Linked DNA regions of Mus musculus: all the other regions are linked to region 4. The links are chromatin loops, found by intact Hi-C in ENCODE. Cell type or tissue: left cerebral cortex. All regions are shown on one strand. Each heading gives the region's core, and the rest is flanking DNA. Links, peaks and the distances in the headings are about the cores only. Region 1 has its middle 5.2 kb from the start of Gm35287. Region 2 holds the start of Traf2 (TNF receptor-associated factor 2). Region 3 overlaps Sapcd2 (suppressor APC domain containing 2). Region 4 holds the start of Abca2 (ATP-binding cassette, sub-family A (ABC1), member 2). Region 5 holds the start of C8g (complement component 8, gamma polypeptide).

Region 1 (6,013 bases), core at 598-5,597, 55 kb before region 4:
AAGCACAGGGTAACCAAGCAATTTCTGAGAAAATATTCTGGTGCGATAGATGGAGGAGGCAGAGAAGAGAAGGGTGGTCACAACAACAGGCTGTCACTGAGGGTACCACCACCCTAGAGTCTGAGATAGGTGTGTGTGTGTGTGTGTGTGTGTGTGTGTGTGTGTGTGTGTGTTACATGTGTCTCTCAGCCTGAAACACACATTTGAAACGCTACAGACCTTTTACTCCAGAGAGAGACACCGATCTCTCACACAGTTGGAGGCTCCTGCTTTGACCTGTGTCCATATCAGCGTGCAGAAGACAGTGTACGGGGCTGGGTACAGCAGACGGCACACGGCAGCACAGAAACCACACAGCCTCTAGACATTGTGGTGTCCCTTTTATATTCTTTTCTTCCCAATTTCCGTTCCATCAACATGGTGAAGCAGTGAGGAGCAGCAGGCCAGTCGCTAAGCTAGCTCCACGTGTCCTCTGCCCGGCTGAGGTGGCCTCAGCTGGCTGCACTTTGCTCGTCTTCCTTTTAGTGATACTGAGTGAGACTGGATCCCAGGAACTCAGGGTCTCGCAGGCGTGTGCACCATGCTGAGCTTCCTCTCTGCCTTCACAAGGCCATAATTTCCAGAAGACCTTACCTTTACTGACCTTAAATTTGGGTGTTTTGTGTGCTGTGACCTTCACCAGTAGGTTCAAAAGGTACCCCAGGCACCTCCAGTTACACAGTGAGCATCTTCTACTCTGAAACAGAACTCCACTTCCTCTTGGCAATGAGAGATGAGTCCCTCTAGCCAACACAATGACTCCAGTTGAGTCGTGTGACAATGACTGGCCAGTTCTGTAGTATGAAGACCCCAGTCAGATAGACTCCTTGTGTACTGAGTGCTGAAGGCTAGCTGACCAGATAGAAAACCAACCCTTGTGAGTTGGTGATGGAATGGGAGGACCTTCCTGCACTGGCTGGCTCTTGGGATCCAGCAGTGGGAAGGCAACGATTGACCATACTGTTGCTCTTAAAACAGAGCAGCCAGGCTCTCTATCTCTGCTGTCCAGGGCAGCCTCCGGTAAGATATGACTGTCACATCAAGAACCCCTGCACTTGTTTGTGCAGTCTTGGGAGACAGGAGCAGTGCAGTGCAGAGGGGCAGGGGTAATTTCAGAGAGGCCTCTTTGACCACTTTGTTGCCTCAGCCTGCTTGCTTCTCCCCACCTGCCCCTTCACACTCTTCCTAGTCATGGCTATGGGGACACAGGAAATGCAGAGGCCTCCCAATATGGGAGCGAGGCACGTTTGTGAACTTCTCTCCCCTACACTCAGGCTTTCAGGGGTCAATGTCCAGAGGCGAGCGTGCAGGGACTAGGTCCTGCAGGATTTAGTGTGCATGCAGGAGCTGGGCTGTACCAGAGGGCAGAGGTCGGCATTGGGGGAGGGGTCCGAGGGGTGGGGTTGGAAACGTCATAGTCTCATCTGGGACCCTCAGCTAGATGTGGGGTGGGAATGGGGCTTTGGCATTGCTCCCCAAATGAGGTTGGTTCCCTTCTAGGTTCTCCCCACAAAAGGAAACCCTGTATCACACATAGCTGCCTAACTTTGCCCGGACAACAAACCCAGCCCCTGCCAGGTGGCCAGATAAGTCTCTTTACTTTGGCCTATGAGCAGCCCTCCCCATCACCACCTGGGCTTGCTGGGCCTGGACCAGCCTGCTGGACCCTAGAGCTGAGCCTGCAGTTTGCTGGAAGTGAAATTGGGTCAGCTGGATGAGGACCAGGCCTGTGAAGGGGCCCCTCCCATCGCCACCTGGGCCTGCTGGGCTCCAAAGCTGAACCTGCAGTTTCCTGGAGGTGGAAGTTTGCAGCTGGGCGGGAGATTGGGCGTGTGAAAGATCTGACTCAATACCACAGAGCAGCCCTTCCTCAAGACCCTCCGAAGGAGCTAGAGAAAGTAACCAAGGAGCTAAAGGGGTCGGCAACCCTATAGGAGGATCAACAATATGAACTAACCAGTAATCCCCAGAGCTGCATCTCTAGTTGCATATGTAGCAGAAGATGGCCTAGTCAGCCATCAATGGAAGGAGAAGCCTTTGATCTTGTGAAGATCATATGCCCCAGTACAGGGGACTGCCAGGGCCAGGAAGTGGGAGTGGGTGGGTTGGGGAGCAGGGCGAGGGAAGGGTATAGGGAACTTTCAGGATAGCATTTGAAATGTAAAGGAAGAAAATATCTAATAAAAAAATGAAAAAAAAAAAGACCCTCCCTTCTGGACCCTAAGGCCTCCAGTCCCCTTTTTATTATTAATATTTATTTACTTACATTCCAAATGTTGTCCCCACTCCCACTTTGCCCAGGCCTCCAGGTCTTATTGCTACCCTTTCCCCAGGGGAAACTGCTTTCCCTAATGTTACCCTGGTCCTGCCCTGCTGCAGTTCTCTTAGAGTCAGTCCCATGTGCCCCACAGGCATGAGGCTCCCTGGAGACACCTACAGGGTTAGGATTTTGCTGCTGGGATGACCCAGGGGTCCCTCTGCTCTTCATGGCCCATAGGGAAGAGTAAGGAGATAGAACCACCTCACTTCTCAGGCCTGTGTGGATCTGAGACAACCCTGCCATGCTTTAAGTGGGTGATGTCGGGGTCTAGTCCTAGCCCTTTGGGCTGTTCATTGGAGGGGGGACTAGAGGAGGAAGTAGGGAGGTTGGTCCCTAAGTTCTACCAATGACAGGGATAGCCCTTTCCATCAGGCTTGGTAAGAACCCTTAATGCCTCAGCAGGAGTCAGATAAGTGGCCGGCATGGGAGCTGACAGAGGATTGGGTAGAGAAGCAGAGGGGCTTGGAAGGACATGGGGGTCAGCAGGCCAAAGCAGGGTGGGGCGGAGGGTTGGAAGGGAGGGAGAGGACCTACTTGAGTGACGAGCCACCCTCCTGGGTGGGAAATGGGACAGGCAACATCAGCAGCAGCCCTCACACCTCTCTGGAGGAAAGTCAAGTCCCTAGTTGAGGATTTCTCCTTGGCTCTTAGGTCCATTCTCAGCTCTGGGGTTGGAGCTACCCTGTCACTACCTGGGTTGGTAGGTGTAGAGTGTCAGGTCCTGGTTCCCTGGCATGCTCAGTAATTGAGGACTGTGATAATCAGCCAACATGCTTGATCAGCTCAGCTAAGGGCTTGCCTGTGGTCAGGGAAGACTCTGCGTGCTGCAGATCTACCCCCAACCCTGCTCACTTCTGTGCTCTGCAGGCTTGGGGCTTAAGACTGAGCCTGGACTACCTGGTCACAGAGTCAGAGCCTAACCTCGGGAAACCAGAGGCTCAGCTGGAGCCAGGCCTGGTGAGCAGGAAGGATGGCCTTGTGGAGGCCATAGACCTTCAGATCCCCCAAGCTGTATAGCCCCAGGGCTGTCTGTCTATCTATGGTTTGTCACCACCATGACAACAACTCAAACAGCTGGTCAGAGGCACTGCCCACTGTTTGACGTTGTTCCCAGTTGAAAATGACAATTGGGCTAAGAGGCTGGGCAGCGGGGTGAGAAGGAAGCTGGGTTCTTGGCGCAGAGGATGCAGCCCCGTCAGGACCTAGGAGTAGGTTGCTTCCAGAGTCAGCAGGAACCTATAGGTTCTGTAGGTGAGTAAGATAATAGCCAGGTGGGGGCGCCAGAGGCGTGCAGACTGCCATAGGGTCTGAGATTCCAATTGATGGATCTCACACTAGGTTCGGGCCTCCAGAGAAGCCTGAAATTGTCATAAAGGTCTGGATCCTCCCACCTCCTGTGACAGACCCAGAAAAGGCTTCTTAGACCTGGGATCAGGGAAAAGCAGGTTGAGGTGCTAACAGTGACCTTGGAGAAGGGTCTACGGTTAAAGTGAGTTTTCTTCTGCTCCTCATCTTCTAGGGCAGTGGGCATCATGGCCATCATGACATGGCACCCTTGTGGCCACAGGATACTCTTGGCAAACGCTGGGAAGTACAAGGAGTTGACCTTAAGTTGGATAGGAAGTCCCTGGAATCCAGGACCAGGAACTGCCAGAGAATCAACTGGACTCTCCCTGGCCTCCTGGGTAGAGTTCAGAATTGCAGTGTGCAGAGTGATTCACACCCACTACTCCTTGGCTTAAAGGGGGCTTTTCATGGGTCTTCTATATGGCCAGTGCTCATGCCAAACCATGGGGCTCTGAAGGAGCCACTTCAAGTAACCCTGTCTTGAGCTGGGGAAGGGAACACTGGGAAGGGAGCACTGGGAGAAGCACTAGCCTGTTCAGGGAGATAGCAAGGATGCAGCAGTGGCTACCTTTGGGAGCGAGAACAGAAAAAGGTACTTGGGTGCCCACAAAGTCAGGCTGTGGTGAGGATTCAGGCTGCCTCTGCTCTGGCCTGATGGCAGCCCCTGGGTATCATCTTACAGGGTTTTTATTCTCTTTGCAACTAGCTGTGGCCACCTGGATGGTGAGATAGGCACGAGGCTCACACCTCTCAGAAGTGACTCAGTTATGATGTTGACCCTCACCTGGGCCTGGGTCAGCATCAGATGGGAGATTCACACGCTGTGACAAATCTGCCTGTATTTTTACAGTAGCGGGAAATGTCCACCTGATCTGTTGTGTCCTTCCTGTGGTTCCGGATGGACCAGGGACCCAACCAACCTCTTTTGCTGTTCTAGTGGGTTTCCCAATGAGCGAAGCAAGATGTGGCCCTTCAAAGACCTGTGCTTGCATGTTCCTGGCAGCTGTACGTGAGAGACCCCAAACTGAAAATAACACGGTGTCCATCAATCACCAACTGTAGGTAGAAGGTGGCTCCACACGGCGCCAGATGCTGTGAGCTGCTACCATAACAATTCACTGAGCTCACAACCCATCAGGATGTGTACAGTATGGCTCCCCTTACAGACAGAGCAACTGCTCTGCAGGGACTGACAACTGCTGTGCCTTGGAGGGCAGCAGGAGCAGTGGAGGGAGGAATCCACAAGGGAGCTGAAGGAATCTTTTTAAAGTTAATGTTATGTAGGTGTTTTGCTTGCATGTTTGTCTGTGTACTGCTTGCATGCCTGGTGTATTCAGAAGCCAGAAGCGGGTATTGGGTGCCCTGGGACTGGAGATACAGTGCACTGTAAACTACCATGTGGATGCTGGGAATCAAACAGGGGTCCTCTGGAGCAGTATTCGGTGCTCTCTAATTTTGGAGTCATTTCTCCAGCCTCAAGGAATGAGTGTGTGTTTGTGTGTGTGTGTGTGTGTGTGTGTGTGTGTGTGTGTTTGGAGATATGGTTTCTCTGTGTATCTGTGTAGCTCTGGCTGTCCTGGAACTCACTCTGTATAACAGGCTGGTCTTGAAATGCTGGGATTAAAGGCATGTACCACTACCCTCTGGCACCAAGGATTCTTTTAAAAAGCTACTTATTTCTATCTTTTATTTATGTATGTGGGAATGGAGGGATGTCTGCAAAGGCCCTGTTCAGTCTTCTGTAATTACAGGTGGTCATGAGCCTCCTGACATGGTGCTGGGAATAAAATCAGGTCCTCAGGAAGACCAGCAAGTCCTCTTGACTACTGAGTCCTCTCCACAGCCTGGGCAAGCCTGGGTCCTCTCCACAGCCTGGGCAAGCCTGGGTCCTCTCCACAGCCTGGGCAAGCCTGGGTCATCTCCACAGCCTGGGCAAGCCTGGGTCCTCTCCACAGCCTGGGCAAACCTGGAACCCACTACCTAGACCAGGCTTGTCTTCAGCTCACAGAGCTCCACCTACCTCTGCCTCCTGATGAGGGAATCTTTGTAGATTGGTAGATGCTCTCACTGTCTTAATTAGGATTTTACTGCTGTGCAGAGACACCATGACCACAGCAACTCTTATAAAGGACAACATTTAACTGGGACTTGCTTACAGTTCAGAGGTTCAGTCCATTATCAACAAGGCAGAGAGCGTGATAGCATGCAGACAGACATAGTACTGGAGAGGGACCTGAGAGTTCTACATCTGGATCTGCAGGCAGCAAGAAGAGAGAGTGACACTGGGCACAGCTTGAGCTTCTGAAA
Region 2 (5,877 bases), core at 878-5,877, 120 kb before region 4:
TTTCTGGAAAGCTCTAGCCAGCTGACTGCAGAGTAAGTGTGGAAACTGTCTTCTCTCGGAAGCAAGCATGGGGCTGGACTTTAGATGCCCGAGGAAAGGGAACACAAGAGTAAACTCTTGAGGTGAGTGGACACGGCACCTCTGGGACCACTGTCAACACCAGAGGAGCATCCCCTGTGCAGGATACTGTGAGGGACCATGTCAGCCTTTCCGCCTCCTGTCCCTGGCACAAACTGGGCTCTGTCCCAAAAGGCAGACTATCTGAAGTGAGGTGAGGGGTCCTAAAGGGACAGCTCAGCCTGGAGGTCCGAGTGAGCAATCAGAACCAGGCACCCCAGTGCACAAGCCACACCAAAGAGGCAAGAACAGCAAAGAGAAAGACAGCAGGGAACCACGTTGCCCAAAGGGCCACAGTTTGCTTCGAGAAGCCTTCGGACAGGGGTGGGAGGAGGGTCACACTGGAAGCTGACTCCTCAGAACCAGTGGGAAGCTGCCTAGTGTCCTGGTCTTGGCCAAGTCAAGGCAGCTGGTGTCCATTACATCGGCTTTGATTTATAGTCAAGCCCACAGGCCCTCAGCTCACAACATTGTGACCTAAGACAGCAGCTTTCTCTTTAGTACCCTGGCACCTGGGTACAGTCACATGCCTCCAGGTCCTGCTGTCAGTGGTTCTTGGCTGACGCTAGTTCTCAGGGAGTGAGCAGGTGCTGTGTGGGTCCTCCTGAGTCTGCCCAAGGGACACCCCAACCTCTGCCTCGCCCTCAGTGGCTGTCTTGCTGAGTAACTTTTGCTTTCTTTTTAGCAGGAAGAAACCCACATGGGAATCCCCAACAATCACAGTGACTCACCCATTTCCCAGCCAGTGAGTGAAATGAGTCCCCAGGATGTCACCCAATTCTGTACTGGTGGGTGGGGCAGTGAGAGCACCTCCCATTCTCTTGATCTGGTCTAATTCTGGTACACACTCTACAGACCAGCCCCTCTCATCCCCTCCCCCAAAGAGTGCACATAAAATCTCCAAGTAGAAAAGTCTAAAGTGACATTTTTGTGGCAGCAGGTGTTGTACTGGTAGGCTATGGTTAAGGTTGTTATGGCAACGATGGTCTCTGGCTCTGTTGCCTTTAAGGTCTGTGGGCACAGTTGCCAATGAGATCTTTGGTGGATGTGGGTGAGGGAAGGTCTGGAGCATGGAGCACACCTGCATTTTGCCCTGAGGGAGCAGATGCTCTCAGCGAATGAGCTTACGTTCAGGCTAGCTTCTCAGGCTCCTCGGGGCTCTCAGGAAACACCTCCTCCCACTGGTAAAGAAGGCTCCACAGGTGTGGACTCACTACCGTGAATAAGCCCCAAAGGCTCCAGGAAGCTACGTGACCCAGCAGTTGCCTGAACTTCAGCAGAAGAGGACAACTTTGCTGTCCTATGGGTGGGATTCCTGATTCAGTTAGGGGAATTCCAACTTCCACAGGAGCAAGGGTGTGCAGTCAATGTGGTTGGATCAGCAGTGCCTGCTGCAAGCAGCTCTTGTCCCAGAACAGTTTTCATAGCTGCAGGATCTCACTTGGACTCCCTCGGCTCCCAGAATCCTTGCAATCTTCATTAAACTGCTACCAGAGTTATTAGGGTCAGAGCCTGTTTTGGCATCCCGAACAAGCCCTGCTCAATCATTTGTCCTCAATAAGCTAATCAGAGGTGAACTTTACCAGTGAAAAGCAGAAAAGATCTATTCAATGTATCCATACTAGAAAGAAAAACAAAGAGATTCAATGACACAGCCTTCACCATATCTACCTTCCAGCTCCTGGATGAAGTAATTAACTTCAAGTAGAGGCTGGAGGTATGCATCACTAAGTAGGCTGGGTCAAGGTGTGGTCCTGTCCATCACTGACCCATCATTGTCTGAGCTCGGCTAGCCTGCAAGATGGCCTGAAGCTGCACATCTCTTCCCAGGAGACAAGTTTCTTCCTCGGTTGGCCCCAGGCTTCAGCCTTCTTTCTCCTTCTGAGACTCCTGGAGAATAATTAAATTTCCTGGGGTACATTGTTTCAAGAGACTGGTTGCCAAAGAGAAGAGCATAAGTATCTCTTAAAGTCAGTTACAGAATGAATGCAGGCAAGACACAGAGGGTAGAGTGCAGAGGTGTCCATCCTTCCACACTGTGATATAACAGCTACAAATGTTGGGATGCTATCCTGGGATACATGCTGTGGGTTGGACACCCCTGATGGTGAGCTCTAAATACTTTGTGTGTATATACATATATGTGTATGGTGTTGTTTATATGTGGTTATGTGTGTAGCGTGTGTGTGTGTGTGTGTGTGTGTGTGTGTGTGTGTGTGTGATGTCTAGAGATATATAGAGATATGTGTCAGCATATATATATATTTTTTTTCTTTTTTGCAGGAAGAGATGACTCAGGAGTTAAGAGCTCTCTCAGAGTTCTGAAGTTTGGTTTGGGTCCCAGCTCACAAGAGCCTGTAACTTTTTTTTTTTTTTTAAGATTTATTTATTTATTTTATGAGTACACTGTAGCTGTCTTCAGACACACATCAGAAGAGGGCATCCGATCCCATTACAGATGGTTGTGAGCCATCATGTAGTTACTGGGAATTGAACTCAGGACCTCTGGAAGAGCTGTCGGTACTCTTAGCCACTAAACCATCTCTTCAGCCCTGAGCCTATAACTTTTGCTCTAAGGGATACAATGGCCTCTTTGTATGGAATCCCTGGATACTTCACTCATGTGCACAGACATACATACTTATAATTTTTTTAAAATACCTTTTTAACAGGACTGCAGAGATGAGAATAGACAATTGTCAGAGGTGTACAAATCTACATGTTGACGTAGACTCAAGTCTCCAAACATAAGCTTTCTTGGGGGACATTTCCCTGTTCATGTGGTTGAAGGTGCTCTTGATGAATCCTTCAAACTTTTTTAAAAACCTTTTTATTGGTTCATTGTGCATTTCACATCATGCACCCCATCCCACCCATCTCCCCCTCCCCTTGTACCTGCCTTTCATCCTTGCAACCTCTCCCACAACAGATGGAAAAAAATCTCGTCGCGGAAGCTGTAGTATGTCAGTTTGTTCCACAGTATACCCTTTTGTCTACACTTCTTTGTTCGCAAATATTCATTGAAATGTTAACTCTTTAAACTTTTAAATTACACTTATTCGTCTATTTGTGTGTATGACTAAATAATGCATAAACCCCTGCTCTCTTTCCACGATGTGGACCCAGGGCTCGAACTCGAGTTACATTTGGTGGCAAGTGACTGCAAGTGACTGACGTCCACGAAGAGAGGCTCAAGGCAGCTTCCTCAACAACCTTGCTAGGAACCGGAGAAACCGGCTTAGCCCCCACCCCCTGCGCCGCTCTGACTAATCACCGCTCTCTGCGGTTCCGTGCTCGTTCCTGGTAGGTTCCTGCTTCCGTCTGTCAGCGGGCAGAGTCAAGGCGGCCTATTTGACAAATCGACGGCCGCTGCTGCTCCCTGTGAGCTCCTGGTAGGCGCGTGCGTCTGTCCGTCAGACGGGGCGGGCCGCGGCAGCGGGGGTGTTTCCCGGCGAGCGCTGAGTTCCGGGCGCGCGAAGACCGTTGGGTGAGGCGGCGCGGATCTAAGCGGGGGGTCTACTCTCAGCGGCGGCCGGGCTGGGGTCAGGCGCGGGGTGGGAGTGGCGGTTGGGGGTCAGATGCGGGGCCGCCGCTGTCTGGGTGAGGTGGGTGGGTAGACTTTTCGGAGCCGCGGAGCCGGAAACTGAAAGTCGCGGGAGGGGGGCCGGAAAAGTTCGCGACGTCCGCAGCGGTGCTTGGCTGCGCGCCTACCGCGGTGGCTCGGGGTTACAGCAGTACGGTCCCTGCCCCAGATCTCGGTCCGGCATCGCGCCCGAGGGACCCACGAGCCCCACTTGCCCTTACTGGCCTTGAGCGAATACCTGGTCTCCCAGGCCACTTTTACCGCTCACCTCCCACCCACTTATGCTTTTTGGATGGGGCAGTCAAATTTGGTCTGCCAAATTTACGTCGCCTTTTCTGACACCCGGCTACACAAATCACGGACACCACCTCCCCCATAAGGCCTCTTCCCTGTTGGTGGTTTACCTTCCCTGTCCTCCTTTATTTTTTCAGATCTCACCTTTCTGCCCCTCAGAACCTCTGTTTCTCTGGAAACTATCTTGCTTTTTGTAAAGTAGTCTGGCCTCGAACTACTGAGTGCTGGGATTAAAGGGCCTGCGCCACCACCGCCCTGGAAACTATGTTGATGGGATAGATGCATATGTGTCAGGGTGTGGAGACTGATCCCAGGGCCCTTAACCTCCTGACGCCTGCCTAATGGAGGTTGGACCTAGTGTATATTCCACATGATGGACTTGAAGCCCTGAGTAGGTGGAAAGGACATGAGATTGATTAGAACTCACAGACGTACTCCCAGCGGGCCCCAAAATCGGAGAAACAAACTTTCAGCTCCGTGGACACAATGCAATGTCATCATTGTCTTGTGTGCAACTCACTAGCTTGGCTACCAGTCCCCCAGAGAAGTCACAGTTGACCTTGCCACCACGGCCCCTTCCTGCCTGCGTAACTGACTGAGAAAGGTGGTATTTAGTGACCCAAAGTTAACTGTTATCAGGTGGAGACCCCAAGCAATCTCAAATTGATGTTTAAGTCTTAAAAATTAACTTTATTGCTGAATACTTAATGATGGATTTATAAATACTTGAGTTTTAAAAGCTGAAGGAAGGGTTGTTTTTTATCAAGCCTTGTGTGTACATCTGGAAGGCTGAGTGCTGTCAGCAGTTGTGTCTCTGGTCTGAACTGGTGGCTCCTTGCCTGCCTAGCAGGTCTGTGAGGTGTTTACCTGTTGGCTGTTTTTTTCCCTGGGACCCTCTAGTCCGTACCTAAACTGACTATTCTCTGACAATACAGGCTGCCTGGAACCCTGTTACTCTTCTCCTGTTTGCCAGTCACCATGGGCTCCTCAGGAGATTCTCCACTATGTCCACACACCTGAGCAAGGGCCATGTGCATTCATAACCTAGTCTCACTGGCTCCTGGGCTGCAGCACACTGAGCACTTCCAGTCAGAGCTCTCTGGGAATCCCTGCTGTGGTTCCTCCTGCACCCATGAAGTAGCAGCAGGCTGGACAGCACAGAGGACATGGCAGCAGCCAACTTGGAGAAAACCTTCTTCCAAGAAGGAGATGCTTCCTGCCTCTCCTCTCACTACTGTTTTCTGAGAGTTGGTTTGGGGTTTCCTTCTTGACAGTGGGGTGTCAGGCCTCCACTTCCCATGTGGTTGCTACATGGATTGTCAGTGTAGCTTGGCAGGTGGGTTTCATGGGGTGGGAGCTTTTACAGGCATGGACAGGATGACCTGGAGAAGAAAGAAAAATCTAGAAAGAGTTGTCCATAGATCCTCCAGATTATGCCAAGGATGGGCTGTGCGGCTTCCAGGCTTATGCTGAACATCTGTCCCTGTGTACTGGCCTTGCCCCCTTTACATAGAGGGTTGGAGACAGCTTGGATGCCACACTGGACATCCATCTCATAATTGTAGTGTGCTCGCCCTGTTCATGTCCATAGAGGAGGAGACACGGTGGCTGCTGCATCTAGGATCTGGGACCCAGGTGGGCAGTGGAGTTAGTATTTGGGGCAGGTTGTAATTTTGGTGGATGGTTCAGCTAAAGAAAGTCAAGGATTTGGAACCTGGACATAGTCTTAGGGTTGCCGTGCTCAATTAGAGCACAGGGCATGGGTTGTGAGAGGAGGTGAGTTTGTGACAGGCTGGACAGTTGTGTTGCACAAACAGATTCTGTGCTGTGTACCTACTATCACTTTATGGCATTACCAGCTGGGCCATCTAGTTATTGATGTG
Region 3 (6,013 bases), core at 352-5,351, 52 kb after region 4:
TCTGTGTTCCTCTCAACCAGGGCAGTTTCCCCAGAGAGCAGTGAAAGATGTCTCTATAGACAGTTTGTGTTGTCACAGCTGGGAGTTTATGTGCATGACCGACACCCAAGGGTCAAGTATGCAGTTCGAAAAGACAGGTGAGCCTGCAGGAGACTTTCCTACTCTATACTACTGCGTCTGGGGCTCCATGAGGATCCGCACTGGCCTCTGGCAGTGCCCCTCGGCCTATCAGGACCACGTAAAACACTGCCTTGAGAGTGGTGGCGAAAACCCTTAATCCTTACTCTCAGGGGGCAGAGGCAGGTGGATCTCTGAGACAAGGCTGGTCTATAGACTGAGTTCCAGGACAGCTAGGATTACACAGAAACCCGGTGTCTGGAAATAAAAATAAATCCTCCCTTGGGGACTCTAGGGCCTCCCAGGCAGTCTGGCTACAGGCCACAGACTTCCAAGAAACGATAGTGTTATAGAAAGCACGAGCATGTGGTTTTCACCTCCTTGGAATATCAAGGCTGTGAGGCTATGTTTGCTGAATCCCCATCTGTGTCATCTTGTTTCAATATACCTCCTGGCACGTGAGAGGTCTCCCAAGGAATGTCACCCTGGAGCAGAGGCTATGTTAACAGTTCCATCTCTTACCTCTGACCCTGTGATGATGTCAGGAGGGAAAGGCAGCTCTTCAAGGTGTGACAGACACTTCAGAGAGTGAGATGCCCACCCAACTGTATGTGAGGGCTTGAGACAGGGTTTCTCCCTGCAGCCCTGGAACTTACTCTGTCAACTAGGCTGGTCTCAAACTCAAAAGACCCTTCTGCCTCTCTGCCACCCCAGCCACCACCTTTGTTTTTCTGCTGTGTCACATGACATGAGCAAATTTAAATAGGGCCTAGTGTGCAGAGAAAGGATTCTATTTTGTAGATAGAATAGCTATCTTGGGCAAAGCCAAGAACAGAACGTGAAGCTGTGAATCTGAGGTGGCCTGGCCATCTGAAGAGCCTGGCAAGGCCTAGACCTTGCTGAGACCTATCTCTATGGGATAGGCAGAGTCAGCCCCAGTCTGGAGTCTAGTCAAGTGTCTCTAGGACCTGAGGGACAGGAGTGGCAAGCCATGGAATGGAAGGGTACAGAGGTAAAACAAGGAACACAAAGGAGGCTATGGGGATGGAGGGGCAGACCCAACCTGTTGCTATGGAAACCTGTCTCTAGATGGCAAGTCCACCTGGGTAAACTAATCTTGCAGAATACAACCACCTTTTAGAACTAGCTTTCTTCCATGCCCAGAAACCACTCCAGTTCCTGAAAAAGATGGTTTGGGTGCTGGACTAACTTGTACTTGATCAGGTCGCTTTGCTGGCCAAACACAATGGGTTCGTATTCCACACTGGAGTCTTCAGGCCACAGAACTCACCTGTGACGACTCAGTGCTCCACCAGAACAGGCTAAATAGGTTCTCCTCATCCAATCTGTGCCCACCCAAGCTGCCAATGGGAGGCATAAGCAGGGAGAGAGTCACATCCACAGGCTCAGTTTCTTCCCACACGCCTGGGTTGCTTTCCTATGGATAAGTCAACGATGACACTGCCGAGCCAAGTAGGGCATTAAAAGATGCAGACGTGCTGGGTGTGGTGGCACACACCTTTAATCCCAGTACCAGAGAGGCAGATCTCTGAGAGTTTGAGACCAGCCTGCTCTACATAGAGAGTGCCAGGACAGTCAGGGCTACACAGAGAAACCCTGTCTTTAAAATAAATAATAATAAATGATGTATTCTGCCCACAGTGCACTGCATGACTTGGCTGGGAGGCCCAAACTTATCTATTTGGGGGGATAGGACCTCCTTAGGGGGATGGCCACAACCTGAGCTAACTTGATGCCATCTTTCCCCAGTTAGTTAACAGTTTAAAGACAGTTAGTTTTGGTAAGGTGGGTAAGCCAAGTTATTGGCTTCCTTCTAGGAACCACACTAGCCTGGTCCAGCTGCAGCCAGATTTTCCTTCTCAGCCTGTTACACACAACCCCTGACTTTGTGGCTCTTCCAACAGGCACAGAGCCCTCTATTAGATAGCCCCATCCTCCTCCCATTCCATGTCTCCCTTCTGCTCCTATCTGAGCCACAACCACCTTTCCATAGTGCCTCTGGTGGACAGAAGGAACCTCTAACCTCCTAGTTCCTGGGCCTCCTAGCCCACCCTCAGCTCAAAAATCTATCTGCTCACTCACTCAGTAATACCAAGGTAAGACAGGGCAGAGGAACTAAGCTCAACTAGCAGCCCCTGCTGGGCATTATGAGAAATACAGCCCAGTGTGACCAGTACTTTTTACTAAGCCAGTGATCCCAGGAAACCCTGCCAGGTGGATCAGGACAGACGTAAACATGCCCCCTTCTCTGTAGGGGCTGCCTGAAATCAGGTAAACGTGAGGATGATCCTCCGCCACCCACTGACAGTGGCAAGTGGCAGCTTCCGGCAGAGTACATTTCTAGCAGCACCCAAGTCTGGAGGCAGCTGCCTCCTTGAGGGCTCTGAGGTCTAAGCCCTGGTGGTCTTCAGTCAGAAGACAGGCTCCCGGCAGTGTCATGGAGCTGAAGCTAAGTCTGTGTGCACTTGTCCTAGAGAGGTACAACCAACTAGATGAAAGTGGAGTCCAGAGGTCCCGAATCCTGCTGGCTGAGCGCTCGGGCCTCAAACAGCTGCTTGATGAGTGCAGACTTCTCCTGCTCCAGCTGCGTGATGCGCTCACTCTTATCAGTCACCTCCTGGGCAGGCGAGCAGGCAGGCAGGCGGTCAGGGTTTGCTGGGCCTCCAGCCCCAGCCCCATCTTCCCACACCTCACCTGAGTGAGAAGCCGGTTCTGTTCTTTCAGCATGAGGATGGTCTGTTGCTGCCAGACTGGAGTTGAGGGTGAGGGAGGGCCCAGGGGCCCTAAAGAGGACGAAGGCAGAGCCTGTGGAAGTACACAGTGAGCCAGACCTTTCCTGGCATAGCATCCAGAACAAGGACAAGGGATGCCAGGCAGCCTCCAGAGCACTCACTCTGCCAGAGCAGGCTGCAGTCAACAGCTCCCCCAGGCACCGGGCCACCTCCTGTACTTTGGGCAGCAACCTCCCCAGAGGGCGGGGGCTTCCTTCAGCCCCAAAGTCCTGGAAAAGAAGCGGGACCATGAGGAAGTCCCGGAACCTGGCACACCTGTTCATCTCAAGTCTCAGCTCAGAGCCTCAAGGGAGCCCCACCCCAGGGCAACTTGGGTCCTGTTGTCAGGGCTGGCCTGGCACTTACTGCAGCAGCTCTGCTCTGGCTCAGGCGGCGCTGACGTTCCTGCACACGCTGCAGCTGCTGCTGGTACCAGTCTCGGCCCCGTGCCATCATCTCCAGGCCCTGCAGAAGCACCTCCTGTTCCTGGTCTAACTCCTTCATCTGCTTCAACTATAACACACACGTGAGCATGGAAATGTACTCATGACAGCAAGCAGACTGGCTCTATGCACACCTGCACATACCTTTGTGCTCCAGGAGCTGCAGGTGTGGGAGCTGAGACCTGTCCACAGGCAGTCTAGCACACAGACACAATGAATGACATCAGCACCTGTGTAGTCTGCCAATGCACCCACGACGGAAAGCACCAGCTTATCCAGGGAAGGTTCCAACGTATGCCTTGGAGAACATAGCCTAGTTTCTCCTCTTTGGATGATGGTGATACTGGAGACTGGCCTCTCAGCCCCTCTACTGAGGCTTCCCAGGGCAGCGGAGTGACTGAACAGACTCAGCACTCTAGCTTAAAGTAATTATACTCTTTGTGCACTAAGCTGGCCTGCAGAGGTGAGCCTACCTGGTAGGCAGAGCAGGGTCCCACACTCTGTCTCCAGGCATCTCTAAGGAGCCTCTTCTCCCTGTGCCTGACTTTGTCTGTCTTCCCTTAAGCCCAAGAAGGGAAAAAGCTGACCAGTTCTCCTACAGGGATTCCCCAAGTAACCAGGCCCATGGGATCTCCCTGGTTTCCAACCTTCTGGATACACAGAGTCCCTCAGAGTCCTGGCCCCTCTTACCAGGCTGCAGTCCACACCATTGGTGATGGTATGCCTTCGACGCTCGCCTCGGGCCCGTGGAGCCTGCCGGGCTTCACCTGTGCCCTTGCCCAGGGTCTTACAGGCTGCTGCACCTGTAACAGACAGTCGGGGACATAGCTTAACTCTGGGCAAGCCTAATGGCCTCATAATCTCATCCTGGCTCCCCAGCCCTTCCAGAATCCTCCAGCTAACTGCGACAGTACAAACCCCAGGGACCAGGCCTGTGCAGGGAACCTCAGTCAGTACTGATTCCTGAGTGTGCTTTTGCTTTCTCTGTTGACTTTGTGCCTAGTTAGGACTTGGAATCCTCTTGCCTGCCCTGAGAGGTTGGGGGTGGGGGTGGGGGAGGCAGGAAGCAGGGGCAGGGAGTCACCCAGTGCCTGACAAAACATATCAGATACATATATCAAGAGTATCAAAGAGGGAAGGGCAAGAGACGAAATGGATAGGCCCTGGTGTGGTGACCCACAGCTTTTGAACTTCCCTTGGGCTCTCCAACCCTATCTGTGGCATCAGGGTCACCCCCGAGGCTAAGCCATCCGAGTGAGTGACAGAGATACAATATTTGGCTCAGATGTGCAAGACAGAGACTCTAGCTCCAAGCAGGCCCCAAAGTTCCTGTCCCATCCTGCTGTGCTGAGTGGTCTGCAGGTTCAGGGTGAGGCAATGAGAGCTACAAAGGAGGCTGCCTCCAGAGGGTGGGGCCAGAGCAGGTACTGGCACTGAGTTCTAGGAAGGACCTGGAACGTTTGCACAGAAAAGAGGCATATACCGTAGAACTGGGCATTTGAGGTCATATGTGCTCATAGGGAGCTAAAGTGGTTCAGCAAGTATACCAACATCCTTATCTGGACCTTGGCTGACCTATAAAAAAGTTAGAGCTAGAGCCTGGCTTTAGGTTTACAGAGCAATGGCTAAATATTGCCCAGTCATGGGCCCTGAGCACATGGCTTTCAGAGGGGTAACTGACTCAGGGCCACACAAGGTAAAACAGATCTGTACCACAGACAAACCCGGACCCTGTCCATTATATACAGTCCCATGCCAGGGCTGACTTCACACTCACAGCCACCAAGATAACCAGCTATGCCTAGAAGCTTCCCCTTCCACAAGAACAGGGAGTCAAGGCTTGAACCGCAAGTAGAGCCCAGTCTCTCTCTGTCTCTGTCCCTCTGTGTACTAAAATGAACTGGCAGCTGCCATGAGTGGGCAGCCCTGACAGGGCAGTGCACAGGATAAATGGGGAACAGGGTTGGAAGAGGGGCTTAGATTCCTGAGAACCTGCCTCCAGGCTCAGGCATAATGCAGGTCCTGTTCTCAAGGCAGACAGGGGGCTATTCAACAGTCTCCTGTCCCAGCCAACTAGACCGGAAGGAGGGAGAGAAGCCTGCTGGATTCCCCAGAGACTTTGGTCTGTGTCTGGCAGTGTATCTGCAGCAGCACAGCACAGCAGGTGCTGTGGGACACACACACACACACACACACACACACACACACACACACACACCATCATACATACACCCAACCTTCTTCAGCACTTGTGCTAGGTGCTCCTGTGCTGCCTCCTCTGCCTCCTGGGTGGAGAAGCAGGCCGGGTTGTCTCTGCAGGGTGTCACACTGAGAAGAGCCTTCAGGACAGGTTAGGGCATGAGAGCATGAGCACTTTTAAGAAGAAACGTTCACAAGCAGCCACGCAGAAATGAAGATGAAGACCCAGATGTCCCCAGGTCTAGAGCAGGTACAGCAGGCTGATGCCTTCTCTCACGGCCACAGACGCTCCAATGCCTAGCTCAGGTTTGAGACAGACTGGGCGTCTCCTGAGTTATCAGTCACTTATCAGCCCTTGGCCCTGGTATCGGGCCTCTGCCCTTACCTCAGCACTTAGGCACAGGCCAAAGCCCCTTTCCACCCAGGTGGCCCCAACCTTCCTTAAGAGGCTGCTCACAGTCG
Region 4 (5,834 bases), core at 821-5,820:
CGGTGAGTGCTATGTGGTACCACTAAATGGGGCCCCTAGGTTGTGCCTGTCAAAGCATGGACCGCCTACTCTCTGAAGAGGTCAAAAGTCAGCCAGTTTGTTGTCAACCGTGACCCATTCATTGACCCAACCAATAGGACAAACGGGTACAATCTTGGCCACATGTGGCCTCTTTGTGCCTGGAGCCCCTACGCCATCTCTCACCTCCTCTGCCGCAGCAGCCTTGTAACTCTGTGCTGACTCAGAGAGGTGAGGCCTGGTATAAGCAAGGCCCAGCAGGTGACCAGGGCACTGAGCCTCTGGCTAACATAGTCCTTGTGGCAAGAAGCCTTTTGTCCTGCCCTAACCTCCCAGGGCCAGGCTGCCAAGGGAGGCCAGACTCACCTCCCATACCATGTGGAGAAAAAGGGGCTTTACCAATTCCTGCCCCCACCTCAGCTCAGGGAGGAAGTCCAGGAAATAGACTGGGAGCTCCTGCCTCTAAGATCCCAGGAAAGAGAGGGTCAGCCCTGCAGAAGCCGTCCTCCTCCATGGCTCTTCCGCCTCAGGTCTCCTTCACCCTCGTCACCATCTGAAGCAGACTCTGAAGCCCCTCCCAGGAGTGGTGTGGGTCCGTGCCCAGCTTGTCCCTGGTTGTGCCCACTGTGCTGACAATAGCTCTCTGTGATCAGAACACCCTGCTGTGTTGTCTATACCCTCACCCGCCTCAGCCTGTGCCAGCCTCCACCTCCTCTCCAGCCAGGATGGAGTCCAGGGCCAGTTGAGGAGGTGGTATGTACACCCAGGGCTGCAGGACACGGTGTCTCACGCATACAGAGTAGCAGGGGTCACAGCTCAAGAGACAGCCCTACCCACACTTACCCGACCACAGGCACATCTGCCCTGCCCTGGGCACCTCTGCCCGAGTAACTGCAGCGCAGGCCAGGCTGGCTCCCCTATCACTATAGCAACGGCTGCGCATGAGCTGCTGGGAGAAAGAGTCCTAGCTGGGAGGCGGAGGGCAACAGAGGGGCATCTGGTTACAGGCTCACAGCACAGGTCCAGCGCTACCTGTCTTACCTAGGTGACCGCAAGTGACCTAGGGATTCTGTCTCTCAAGACAAGTCCCGTGCTTCCACACTGCCCCAATATCTCCATGCTCACCCTGGGCCTGAGCAGCCTTGTGCTCGCTGTGATGGGGGATGGGGAGGGTAGCAGGTGATACCCACGTGTGATGTTAGCTTCCACCACAACTACTCTATACTGGTGATCCTCCTAAGGGTGCCAGGGTGGACCCATGTCCCATGTACTACCCATGTCCCTACAACAAGGCAGGGTAGTACTTGAGCGAAGGAAGCAAGCAGGGCAGAAGTCCTGAGGTCCCCTCCAGATCACAAGCTTTGCATGGGCACACCCCTGACACCAGCAAAAACTGTCTTCCTGGAAGAAGACAGCCACTGCTGGTAGCTCAGCCATAGGTTATGGATCTCCTCTGTGGTCTAATTGGTCTCTGGGAATGTTGAAGCATGCGAATTCAGGAAAACCCAACAGATCCACATAACAGGCAGGGGTCAGTCCTAGGGAAAAGGCAACGGGCACCTCCAACTGACTGTCACACAGCTGGACTCTTCTCCCAACTTGCTGTGGCAGGAACTATGTTGTGGCCTCTATTCCCAAGCCCTGAGGGGTGTTCCTGATAAGCAACTTTGGGCTAGCTAGCACTAAGGCATGCCTACATACACTCTGTGTCCCTTCTTCCCAGGGACTCAAAAGCTATAGTCACAGGGCTGCCCCTTCAGACCCCACACCAGCCAACCAGAACAGAGAATGTACCCAGTCCTGGCAATCAGCCAGGGCCAGGTGCCCACGGGAATTCTGCCAGGCTGTGGTGATGACTGCTACCCACCCTGCCTACAGACCAGAGTTTCTTATTATGAATCTAAAGTACTCAAAGAACATAGGTGGAGTGTTGCTGCCCAAGGGGTCCCTGGGTATGAGCTGGTTAAGGCCCTTCTTTTAGGTCCTGCACTCTCTTGTCTCCATCCTGGAAAATCCCAAGGGCCCTCGGACACTCTTGCTGGCCCAGGACTCTCTGGATGCCCTTGCTCTTCCAGGGACTGGGATGAAAACCAACACTGCAAACGCCATCCGTGCCTGGCATCCTGCTCCTCACACAGGACTCGTACCCCAACACTCTTTATACCCTGCCTGGCCTAGACAGGTACTAAGAAGCTCAGCAGAACCCAGCCCCAAGAGAGGCCCAAGGCAGGAGAAATCAGAGGAGCAGCCTCAGGAGAAACTGGCCCCAAAGGGTGCTGGGATTTAACAGGTTGAGTCCACACAACAAGGACATTCCCAGGGATGAGAAAGCAGGAGTAAGGGTTGTGACTTGCCAGGATGGGTTAGGAAAGGAGATGAAGGGAGGAGAAGGTGGTGGTGGTGGTGGTGGTGGTAGTGGTGGAGGAAGAGGAGGAGGAGGAGGAAGAGGAGGAGGGCGGTAGCAGCGGCGGCGAAGGCTGTTTGGTACCAGCTTCAGCCTAAGGTGCTTGCCCAAGGGCAGAGTACCAGTAAAGGGAATGAAAAGACAGGTTCCTATGGGGGCCCCAGAGATGATGGGACCAGGGCTCTGAGTCCCTAAGCTGAATGGTGTGTCCCAGCTAGCGCTCTGGACCAGGAACCTGCACCTAGCTCTAGCTGAAGTCCAGGGACCACCTGCCCCCACCCCAGCCTGCCAGAAAGCGCTGCGGAGGGCGCCGGCCCGTGACTCAGCCGTGCGCTGCGAGTGTCAGCGGACCAGGGCACAGCCGAACCCACTGCCGGAGGCCCGGAAGCCCGCGGAATCGTCCGGCCCCGAACAGGGTCTCCGGTGGCGCCCTCCCGGGGTCTGCGCGCGCCTGGACACTGCACGTGCACGCGGAGAGCGCACCGGCAAATTGGGCGCGCGGCCTGCGAGCCCCTAAGGGCGGGCGCGGCTCGCTCACCGGGCTCCGGCGCTTCAGCGTCACGTTCTTCCAGAGCAGCAGCTGCAGCTGGTGCAGGAAGCCCATGGCCGGGCCGCGCTCCGCCGCTTCAGCGCCGCGGCCCTGTCCTCTGCGCGCCCCGCCGGGCCCCGCTGCCGGCCGCGCCGCTCGGCATCGCCCGCGCGGGGGCGGGGCGCTCGAGAGTCCAGGACCTGCTGCTCGCAGGCTCCGCCCCGGCGGCCGCAGCTACAGAGACTCGTCGCGCCCGCGCCCGTCGCCCCCACTTAAAGGCGTCTCTGCGCCCGGGTAGCCGCCAGGGGGCGCCCGCGCCCGCCTGCACCTGCGCACAGCACTAGGCCTCGCTGCTCACTGGACCCATAATGCAGTGTTTCCAAGATCCCTCACAGCCCCCATCTAAACCAAGATCCCGGCTCGCACCTTTCCGAGGTCTAGGGAGAACGCAGGTACCCTATGCTTCTCCCAGGAGATTCCAAATATGAGTCTCCAATTGAGAGATTTACGCAGAGGGGTACCCAAGGTGTTTACTGTCCTGTTTGGAAAACTGAAGGAGGCTTGGTCACCATTAGATTGACCCTCCTCACTTGTAGAGACAGGAAGCAGGGTCAGTCACTCATTTAGAGGAGAGACATTGGTCCGTTAGGAGAATCCCATCGCGGCTTGAGGTGCAACAACACGATGTGACTTAGATATTTTAAAGAGGAGCCTGATGAGAGGGACTGCGGTAGTTCGACCACCTTCACAAAAGCATTCTGTGTTCCTCATAGACGAGCCACCACCTGCTGATGAAATGGCGTTTACCTAGATTATCAAAATGCAGAGCAACAGCAGGTCATGGCAGATTTACCTTTAACCCAGCGCTCAGCTCAGGGAGGCAGAGAAAAGCAGATCTTTGTGAGTTCAAGTCCACACTGGTCTACATAGAGAGACCATATCTCAATAAAATAAATAATAGAGAGCAACCACGCACGTGTAATCCCAGCATCAAAAAGGCAGAGGCAGAAGGGATGAAGTATTCAAGGTCATCCTTGGTTATATAGAGAATTCAAAGCTAGCCTGCGCAACATGAGACCCTGTCCAAAATACTCTCTCTCTCTCTCTCTCTCTCTCTCTCTCTCTCTCTCTGCAGGTGGAGACAGCTGTTTTGAGGTCCAGGGTATCATCCAAACACATTTCTTACATAGTTTTAACTGAATTTAGAACACGTAAGGTGCATATGCCTGGGGTCACTGCAGTCCACCTGCGATTTCCATGCAGGTGAGGCAGATGCCCAGCGGGCAGGGCAGCAGAAATGCTTACCAGGTATGAAGAGCTAGACACACCACGTGAAGGGCTGGGTGTGCATAACCGGAAACTGCTACAGGTCAGAGAGCCCTAATTCTGACCTGAGAAAGTTAGGTTTATATTCAAAATGATGCTGAGACATCACAACTGTGAAAATTTACCACAGTCATCCATTGTGACTACCAGATCAGGCCTCCCTGCTCTAGCCAGACTGCACAAAAGGGGCTGGAAAGCAGGGGTGACTGAGAAGACAGGTTGTCCCTTATATAAGAGGTTTACTTGCTACCCCAACACCACCCACCTCCCCACCTACTCCATATTCATGTAAGCCTAGCATCTTTCTGCTCTTAGAGCCTGGCCTTTGGTGGGTCCTTAGAAGTGTTTGAATGTGGGCCTATTGATACTGTCACAGGACTATTTTCTCCAATATGGCAGGCAGGGGGCAGCAGAGAGCCACTAGCTGTGGTCCTGAGGACTGTGTCTGAAGACTGCAGGCCAGTTTGGGTTTCCCCGGCCTATGAATAGGAGGGGGAGGCTGTGTGGTATTCAGCCTGGGACATGCAGTTTGCTCTTAAAGTGAATGCAAACCGTCATCGAGGGCTAAAGCTTCCTGACACTTCCCAGCTCCTCTCCTGGGCTGGTGGGAGAGGACACGAGACTCCACCCAGCCCCAGGCTCAGGCTCCTTCTCTCCAGTTAGCCCATGAGGCTAGATTAGGGCAGGAAGCCATGGTTAGGCCTTTCCCACAAACCACAGGGGGAGGGCAGCTTCCTGCCTGTACTGCCACCCCATCCCCGGACAAACCCAAGCCCCAGCCCATCCCAGGAGCTCAATCTGTCATACACTCATAGCCTCACCTCTCATCTCCTCCTGGCCCACCCAGTCCAACACAGTGGGCACCTGCAGCAGGCTCTTCAGTGAAAGCCCTAACGGATACATCACACCCCATCACACAGGACACACCTCCCACTGAGACCTATGACATGTGGCACCTCAGCCACAGCTGTGTCTGACCTCAGTTCTCAGGTCTGTACCTGCCGTGGGCTTTGAGTTCCTGGTAAGGTACCACTCAAGCAAGGCTCTCAGACAGAAACGAGAAACCCAATAATGGCTGCCGGAGGGAATTGAGCAGAGGAAGCTGGCTGGTGAGCTCTGCTGCCTAACAGACTTGACCAGGAGATTTCTGTCAGTGTTTTTATTAGTAGTGCCTCTTTCCCTGGGGGAACTGTGGTGTCAAAAGCCCAGAATCATCTGCACTGTCCTTCCACAACCCCCTGCGCCCAGTGTACAGTCTGCACCCAGAGTACTAGAGGGTGCATCTGCAACCTTGAGGCTAAGCACCTTGACTATAGAAGTGTAGGGTCCCAGCTCCAGCCATGGGCATGGAGCCTTCAGCCATGGGTCAAGGTAAGTCAGGGACCCTCAGCCACCTTCCCCATATGCTCCTCATTAATTCATTGTCTCTTATCCTGGGCCCCTACTCTAAAGCCCACCAGGGCATCTCAGCCCAGTTTTCTCCTTATATCCTGAATTCCTGCTCACTGAACAGGAAAAGCCTTGGGGTAGTGCCATGGTGACCAAAAGCCTGGATGC
Region 5 (5,932 bases), core at 933-5,932, 73 kb before region 4:
TGGGGTCAGGCTGCCCCTCCTAAGGCATTGCTGCTATGAGCTACTCTGCCCCAGTGCAATAAAGAACCACGGGGTACCATTTTCCCCAGTAGGTTCCAATGGCTCAAATCACTGAAGCCTTCAGCGCCTATGGCTGGCAAACCAGGAGAAGAAGGGGCGGGGGCGAGGGCGGGGGCGAGGGCGTGGAGCCTGCAGAACACGAACAATGCGTGGTGAACGCCAGGCTTTGATAGTGGCATCGTCGCTGGCTGTCAGCAAGAGTTCCTGCTCCTGGGGGCTAAAAGCCACGGAGTTGACCACATCCTCATGCCGCAGCTTGGCTAGGCAGATGTTGTAGTGGCGGTCCCAGATATAGCCATGCCGATCTTCAGCCCCACTGTGGGATAGCATCTGGATGAGCCCACACCCACCTGCTGAAGCCCATACCCAAGCCCTGGAGCCCACCTGAGCCCACACCTGGCCACAAAATCCCTGCTGACATCCAAGAAGATGAAGAAGCACTCGTCATTGGGTGTGTAGGCACGGTGCGCTCGAAGAGCTCGCTTCACCTCTCGCATGGTCTTGAGATCAAACACCAGCAAGTCAATCTCCTCCGCAATGGGTGGTGGCTGCATGGGGTCGGCTACCACTGAGCCAGGGGGCCAGGCACGGCTATTCACATACAGGTACCTGAGCAAGGGATAGCATACATCTTAGGTACAAGCATGCTATTAGATACAGGGCCAGCTGTGGTGCCCCACCTGGCTCACCAGGCCCACCTGTTATCAGGAGACAGGCCCATGCCAATGATGTGCCCATGCACATCAATGACATGGTCCAGGGCATCAAAGAAGGCATCAGAGCCCCGGCCCTCGCCCAGCACGGGCCCTGCAGTTGTCATCTGGTGTGGCAGGATCTGCTTGATGCCTGCATGGAGACCAGGGTGAGGGGTCATCCAGAGCCTGCAAGGACATTACCACCAGGGCACTCCCAATCCAAGAACAGCCCTAAGAGTCCACAAACACTGTCTACACTCAGACTTAAGCACAATTGTGCACCCGCTCACTTGCTGACCAATCCCCTGCCTGGGTTTTCACCACTCTTACACAGGATCAAGTGTGCCAAGGCAGAACAGTATCTCAATGCATGAGCCAAGCTTTGCCTATGGACTTGCTGGTCTGGGGAGCAACACAGTGGTTGGTGACCGTCCCAGGCCCAGCCCTGCCCTGCCCACCATTACCGATCTGATGCGGTGAGTACGTGAGGCAGCCAGTGGTGAAGATGAGGTACTTATTCCTGGTGTCAGCGTCATTGCACTCTGGAGGCTTGGTGTGGCCCTGGGCCAGCAGCTCAGCCACCTTGGTCTCCAGTGCACAATCCGATAGCTGTCCGTGTCCATCCAAGACGCTATCAAACACACGCCGTAAACCTTTCTTGACGTGGTCAGAACCAGAAGTGTGCAAACCTGGGTCAGTGGCCTCTTCTTCAGTGTCCCCACCTAGGTCAAAGACTCGGCAGGGGAGCCCAGCCTGGTCGCTAGCATCCAGCAGGAGGTCCGGGCTATCAAAGCGGCTACAGTCAGCCACCATCACTGTGCGGATGGTGCTGGCATTGAGGTTCTGGATCTTAAAGAGCCGCTTTACCACGTTGACATTCTCTGACTCCACATCCTGTGGATAACAGTTGGGTGCTGGTCAGAGGGCCATGTCTGGGGAGCAGCCTACCCTGGGCTCTGCATCTGCCCTTCCATGCCCAGCCCTGCCCATGCCTTCTTCTCTATTTCCCTGCCCTACCCCACTTGTCTGCCCAGCCTGTCCCTGTCCCGGTCTGAACCTGGAAGGCATTGTTGAGCCACAGCACTGAGCAGGAGGTGATATCTCCAATGCGGTGCAGGTTCCCCGAAATGAGGCTGGTTTCTGTGAGCCAGCAGCCAAACACATCATAGGGCTTGTTTCGCACACGGGACAGCAGGGCGAAGGAGTCTGGGGGGAAGGCCACAGCTGGGCAGACTGCTGGCAGGGCACAATGGGACAGGTAGCCCAACCCAATGCCCACACTTACCTAAGCTGATGACAGCTATCTCGCCTGAGGAGGAGTTATGTGGCCCCAGGAACACCCCTGAGGCCAGCAGCAGTGAGTCATCCTGGTTGAACTGGGAAAACTGGGTGTAACTCCAGTTGTATGGCCTCATATCTGCACTGTGCAGCAGTGAGATGGTCAGGTCGTTGTTCCAGATCTGTTCCAGAAAGGCTGCAGGGTAATTACCAGGCCAGTTCACTCTGGCAGCACAGCAAATCCTGACTCTTCTCCATTGAGGGTTCTGGGTCCTCATGGGGCAAGAACCTTGGCCTAGGTCTTTACCACCCACTCTTATGACATCGTACCAATGTAGAGGGCTGACCCTGGGAGCTAGAGATTAGAGCTGTTCTAAGCTTTGGGTCTTGTGTGGTCCAGAGCAGGCCTCCAGGCACTATGTGGCCCTCTCTGCTTCTCTCACCATTGGCTTCTCTTCCCACTGAGTTCTGCTGCATGGGAGAGGCACCCTCACCTTCACCGTGCAGTCCTTGGAGCAGGAGGCAAACTGGTACCCCGAGTGGGAGAAGCTGAGGTGCAGGACCTGGTCAGTGTGCTCCTTCAGTGTCTGCACCTCCACACAGGGTACCATGTCATAGAGCCGCCGGAACTCCTCATACCAGGATGTGGCCGCTGTGGGCAATATAGTGTCACTCCTGCATGCAAGGCTCCCTCACTAGTCAAGATTGAGAGCCGACAGACAGCATGGCTACTGGGAGATGTTTTGTAGGGACTCTGGAACTCACGACTCACTAATTAGGTCTCAGCCACAGGGGGCACCCTTCTGCTCACAGAGACTCCCTCTTCCCCAATATGGCCCGTGTGTCCTTGGGCCATGAGCCCCTGCCCTGAGCCAGCAGGTTTAGGGGTGTGTGTACTGACCTGGGTGGCGGGGCACATCTCGAGCCACCTGGTAGTAGCGGTAGAATTGCTCCTTCCATAAGAACTCATCCCGGGACACAGCCTGCCATTGGCGGCATACCAGCCCAGCAGCCAGCACATCTGCAGGGCCCAAACTCAGGAAGATCTGGTAGACAAGGCTGTCGGGGAGCAGGGGCAGGCCCCCCTCATCCATCGTGACATTCTGCCCAGACGGTCCTGAAACCCACCAGTGGCGGCTCTGAACCCAAGCCTCCTCATCGCCAACCCCAGGGAGAGACTGATAGTCTGGGGTTCCAGACATGGCAGTCCTAGCTAGCCCCACCAACTGCCCACCGGAGAATTCCACTGCACTGAGCATGTGCGGGGGGAGGGGAGGGATGTGTGCATCTCTCTTTGTGTGTACAAGTAGCACTGCCCCACCACAGACCCAACACTTCTTGAAGGACCCAGGCAGTAACGTTGCACCACCTTACATTCTCCAGGACACCAAAGGACTTGCTGGACCAGACAGCAAGCCCCTGAGTACTACTAGGCCAGGTAGAACCTGCGAAGTGGGGGGCAGCCCCACTTTCCAGGTGGGGGCCTTTGATGCCTTCCCCAATGCTACAGGGCACAGGGAGGCAGGTGAGCACAAGACAAGCAAACAGGTCTGGGCTGCTCAAACTGGCAGGTCCAAGGTTTAGCAGCCCACCCTGTCTTTGACCTTGCTGCTATAGGACTTCAGGCCAAGGCTGACTTTCTTCTGAGAAGGGGTTCCTGCTAGCCAGTGGCATATGTCGTTCTGGACTCAGGAGACAGCCTGGCCAGGAGGGTGGTTAAGAGTGATTGGGGTTTCTGAATGTCAGAGGAGACATCAGGGACCACGCTTTGCTGCTTAGCTAGAGTGGGCAGCAGCTCCTTCATTCACCCACTGAACACCGGAGGGTGGATTGGGACGACGTCAACCTGCCAAGGCCATCACTGGCCAGATAAGGCCACCAAAGGCTGTACAAGTGTAGACATTGCAGGAAAAAAATATGGTGACAGTGAACAAAGCCCGTGAAGGTGACAAAAGCCAGTTAAAGTAGGACAAGGCAGAGCGAGGCCCATGACCGGGACCAGGCCCGAGAAAATAAACGAAGGCCACGATCGGGGACAAGGGACACCGAAGGTGGCAGAAGGCTGGTGAATGCAGGACTGGGAGTAATGGGGCACAAGGCTGGTGACTGGGGACAGGGCAGATGACACAGGTGAGTGAGCACGGCGGGGCCAAAGCCGGGACTCACCGCGGTGCCTCTGCCCGCTGCGCTGCGCCCGGCTTCCGCCGCCGCTCTAGTCTCCACCTCCACGTCTTTATGGAGGCGCCAGGCTCGACGCTGAGAGCCCCGAGGCATCGATGGACCGTTCCCCCCCCCCCCCCTTCCCCGTCTTGCGCCTGCGCCTCAGGCTCCGACTAGCAGCCAGCGTTTCTTATGCGCCTGCGCAAACTCTTACTTTCCGAGCGTTCTGACTCACAGAACAGTACTCACTCCTGGCTACCCTAAAGGACGGAGGATTGAGCCAGGCTCAGCTGGGCCGGTTCGAGACTCTGCCTCTGCTCTCTCTGCTGCTGGGCTTTGAACAAGTGACTTTATGAGCACGTTCTTGTTGGTTGTGGAGTTAAAGACAGTTATTGCATGCATAGGGTTGAGCACTGACCACAAGTGGAAATAGGGGTGCAGAGGTCAACTCTTAACTTTGCACTTGGGACACAATGCCCAGCTCCTATCAAGGCTAGGTTCTAGGATGGACCCTGGCTTGGGTTAGGGGTTCAGTAATCGGAAGACAGATGTGGACTTCCTGGACTGTGCTTCCTGTGGCACTGGACAGTGGACTCTGACCTAGGACAGTGCACCCCTCCACCTCGCTGTCCTGTCACCTACTGTCCGTAGCAGGTTGGCCATGCTGTCTCCAGGGGCTGTGTTGTTCTTCACCCTGCTCTTGACAGCCAGTTCGCTGGGCCAAAGGACTCGAAAGCCTATTGGGTCTACCTCCCCCATCAGCACTATCCAGGCCCAGGTCAATTTCAGTGCTCAGAAGGTAAAATCTGGGAGTGAGTGGGGGTAGGTAAAAGAGCAATAAGAACCTGCCTAGCTTGGCGGGATTGGTCCAGGGTGCCCCATTTCCCCAGTCCTGAGCACTCATAGTCAACTTCCAGTTTGCAGGGACATGGCTCCTGGTGGCTGTGGGCTCTTCGTGCCGCTTTCTTCAGGAGCAGGGACACCGAGCTGAGGCCACCACATTGCACGCAGCTCCCCAGGGTGCAGCTATGGCTGTCAGCACCTTCCGAAAGCTGTGAGTCCCAGCAGGACTTCATCCCAGCCCCTGAGCCCATCTTACTCTGCCCTCCTGACTCTAAACCTCATCTCTAGCTCTTCTGTGGCCTAGATAGCTATCCCATATGGCCTCTCCTGGGTTGGGGTTCCTAGAGTCTGGGTGCCTCCTCTTATGACATACCTTCTTCCCCTCCCCAGAGATGGGATATGTTGGCAGGTACGCCAACTCTTTGAGAACACAGGGGTCCCTGGCCGCTTCTTGTTCCAAGGTGAGGCAGGGGCATCAAGGGAGAGGGCTCTGGGCTGGAGGCAGAGGGGAAAGGACTGATGTGCTGTTGTGGTTCTGCCGCAGTCTCACGGGCCCGTGGACCAGTGCATATGGTGGTTGCTGAGACTGACTATCAGAGCTTTGCCATCCTGTACCTGGAACAGGGAAGGAAGCTGTCTGTGAAACTATACGGTGCGGACTAGTCCTGTGATCATACATGGCCTGTGCTTTTCACACATGACCTGTGCTCTGCATCCTCCAGGTCCACCTTGATGGACAGGGCGTCCCCAGATGGACACACACCCCTTCTCATTCCTTTTCTATCCCCATACTCTTGGCAGTAGGCACCCTTGATGAACAGCTACACATGGGATGGGGTGGGAACTGGATGGGGCAGGGACACACAGCTGACCTGGCTGTGTGTCCTGGGTTCCCT

What was found. Peaks named below come from ENCODE experiments on the same cell type or tissue, not always from the same donor. Only the 100,000 strongest peaks of a DNase experiment are listed, where the experiment ranks them.
Region 1: a loop joins it to region 4, with 2.1 times the contacts of the local background. A loop is called at or near these places in 29 of 42 quality-filtered maps.
Region 2: a loop joins it to region 4, with 2.6 times the contacts of the local background. A loop is called at or near these places in 14 of 42 quality-filtered maps.
Region 3: it touches region 4 in a loop (6-fold over the local background); 8 of 42 quality-filtered maps call a loop at or near these places.
Region 5: it touches region 4 in a loop (3-fold over the local background); 8 of 42 quality-filtered maps call a loop at or near these places.

The regions. Positions count from the first base shown.
Region 1 is chr2:25,480,786-25,486,798 of GRCm38, reverse strand. No RefSeq gene overlaps it. Among named protein-coding and RNA genes, the nearest start is that of Gm35287, 5.2 kb to the right of the region's middle. In left cerebral cortex, for the core only: a CTCF peak has its summit at 3,616 (motif pointing right); DNase peaks (open chromatin) are centred at 1,741 and 3,624.
Region 2 is chr2:25,544,589-25,550,465 of GRCm38, reverse strand. It overlaps Traf2 (TNF receptor-associated factor 2), which reads left to right and starts at 3,526. Exons shown (of 11, transcript NM_009422.3): 1 at 3,526-3,604. It overlaps Gm35476 (a long non-coding RNA gene), which reads left to right. Exons shown (of 4, transcript XR_866044.3): 3 at 1-862; 4 at 2,401-2,541. In left cerebral cortex, for the core only: no CTCF peak of the experiment used is centred there; DNase peaks (open chromatin) are centred at 1,089 and 3,435; H3K4me3 peaks cover 1,560 bases; H3K27ac peaks cover 568 bases.
Region 3 is chr2:25,373,094-25,379,106 of GRCm38, reverse strand. It overlaps Sapcd2 (suppressor APC domain containing 2), which reads right to left. Exons shown (of 7, transcript NM_001081085.2): 2 at 5,590-5,691; 3 at 4,043-4,155; 4 at 3,276-3,422; 5 at 3,032-3,139; 6 at 2,833-2,943; 7 at 894-2,755. The coding sequence ends at 2,627. Among named protein-coding and RNA genes, the nearest start is that of Sapcd2, 4.1 kb to the right of the region's middle. In left cerebral cortex, for the core only: a CTCF peak has its summit at 2,285; DNase peaks (open chromatin) are centred at 479 and 2,272.
Region 4 is chr2:25,425,962-25,431,795 of GRCm38, reverse strand. It overlaps Fut7 (fucosyltransferase 7), which reads right to left. Exons shown (of 4, transcript NM_001289453.1): 4 at 5,422-5,834. It overlaps Abca2 (ATP-binding cassette, sub-family A (ABC1), member 2), which reads right to left and starts at 3,197. Exons shown (of 49, transcript NM_001368624.1): 1 at 2,961-3,197. The coding sequence starts at 3,026. In left cerebral cortex, for the core only: CTCF peaks have their summits at 3,260 (motif pointing right) and 4,678; DNase peaks (open chromatin) are centred at 1,859, 2,177, 3,234, 4,689 and 2 more places; H3K4me3 peaks cover 2,322 bases; H3K27ac peaks cover 2,896 bases.
Region 5 is chr2:25,499,154-25,505,085 of GRCm38, reverse strand. C8g (complement component 8, gamma polypeptide) reads left to right here and starts at 4,580. Exons shown (of 7, transcript NM_027062.2): 1 at 4,580-4,992; 2 at 5,111-5,247; 3 at 5,427-5,497; 4 at 5,581-5,688. The coding sequence starts at 4,855. It overlaps Fbxw5 (F-box and WD-40 domain protein 5), which reads right to left and starts at 4,336. Exons shown (of 9, transcript NM_013908.5): 1 at 4,200-4,336; 2 at 2,935-3,150; 3 at 2,528-2,685; 4 at 2,041-2,215; 5 at 1,813-1,961; 6 at 1,220-1,649; 7 at 759-906; 8 at 457-669; 9 at 1-376. The coding sequence starts at 3,127. The coding sequence ends at 121. In left cerebral cortex, for the core only: a CTCF peak has its summit at 2,833; DNase peaks (open chromatin) are centred at 2,955, 3,331 and 4,333; H3K4me3 peaks cover 2,050 bases; H3K27ac peaks cover 1,301 bases.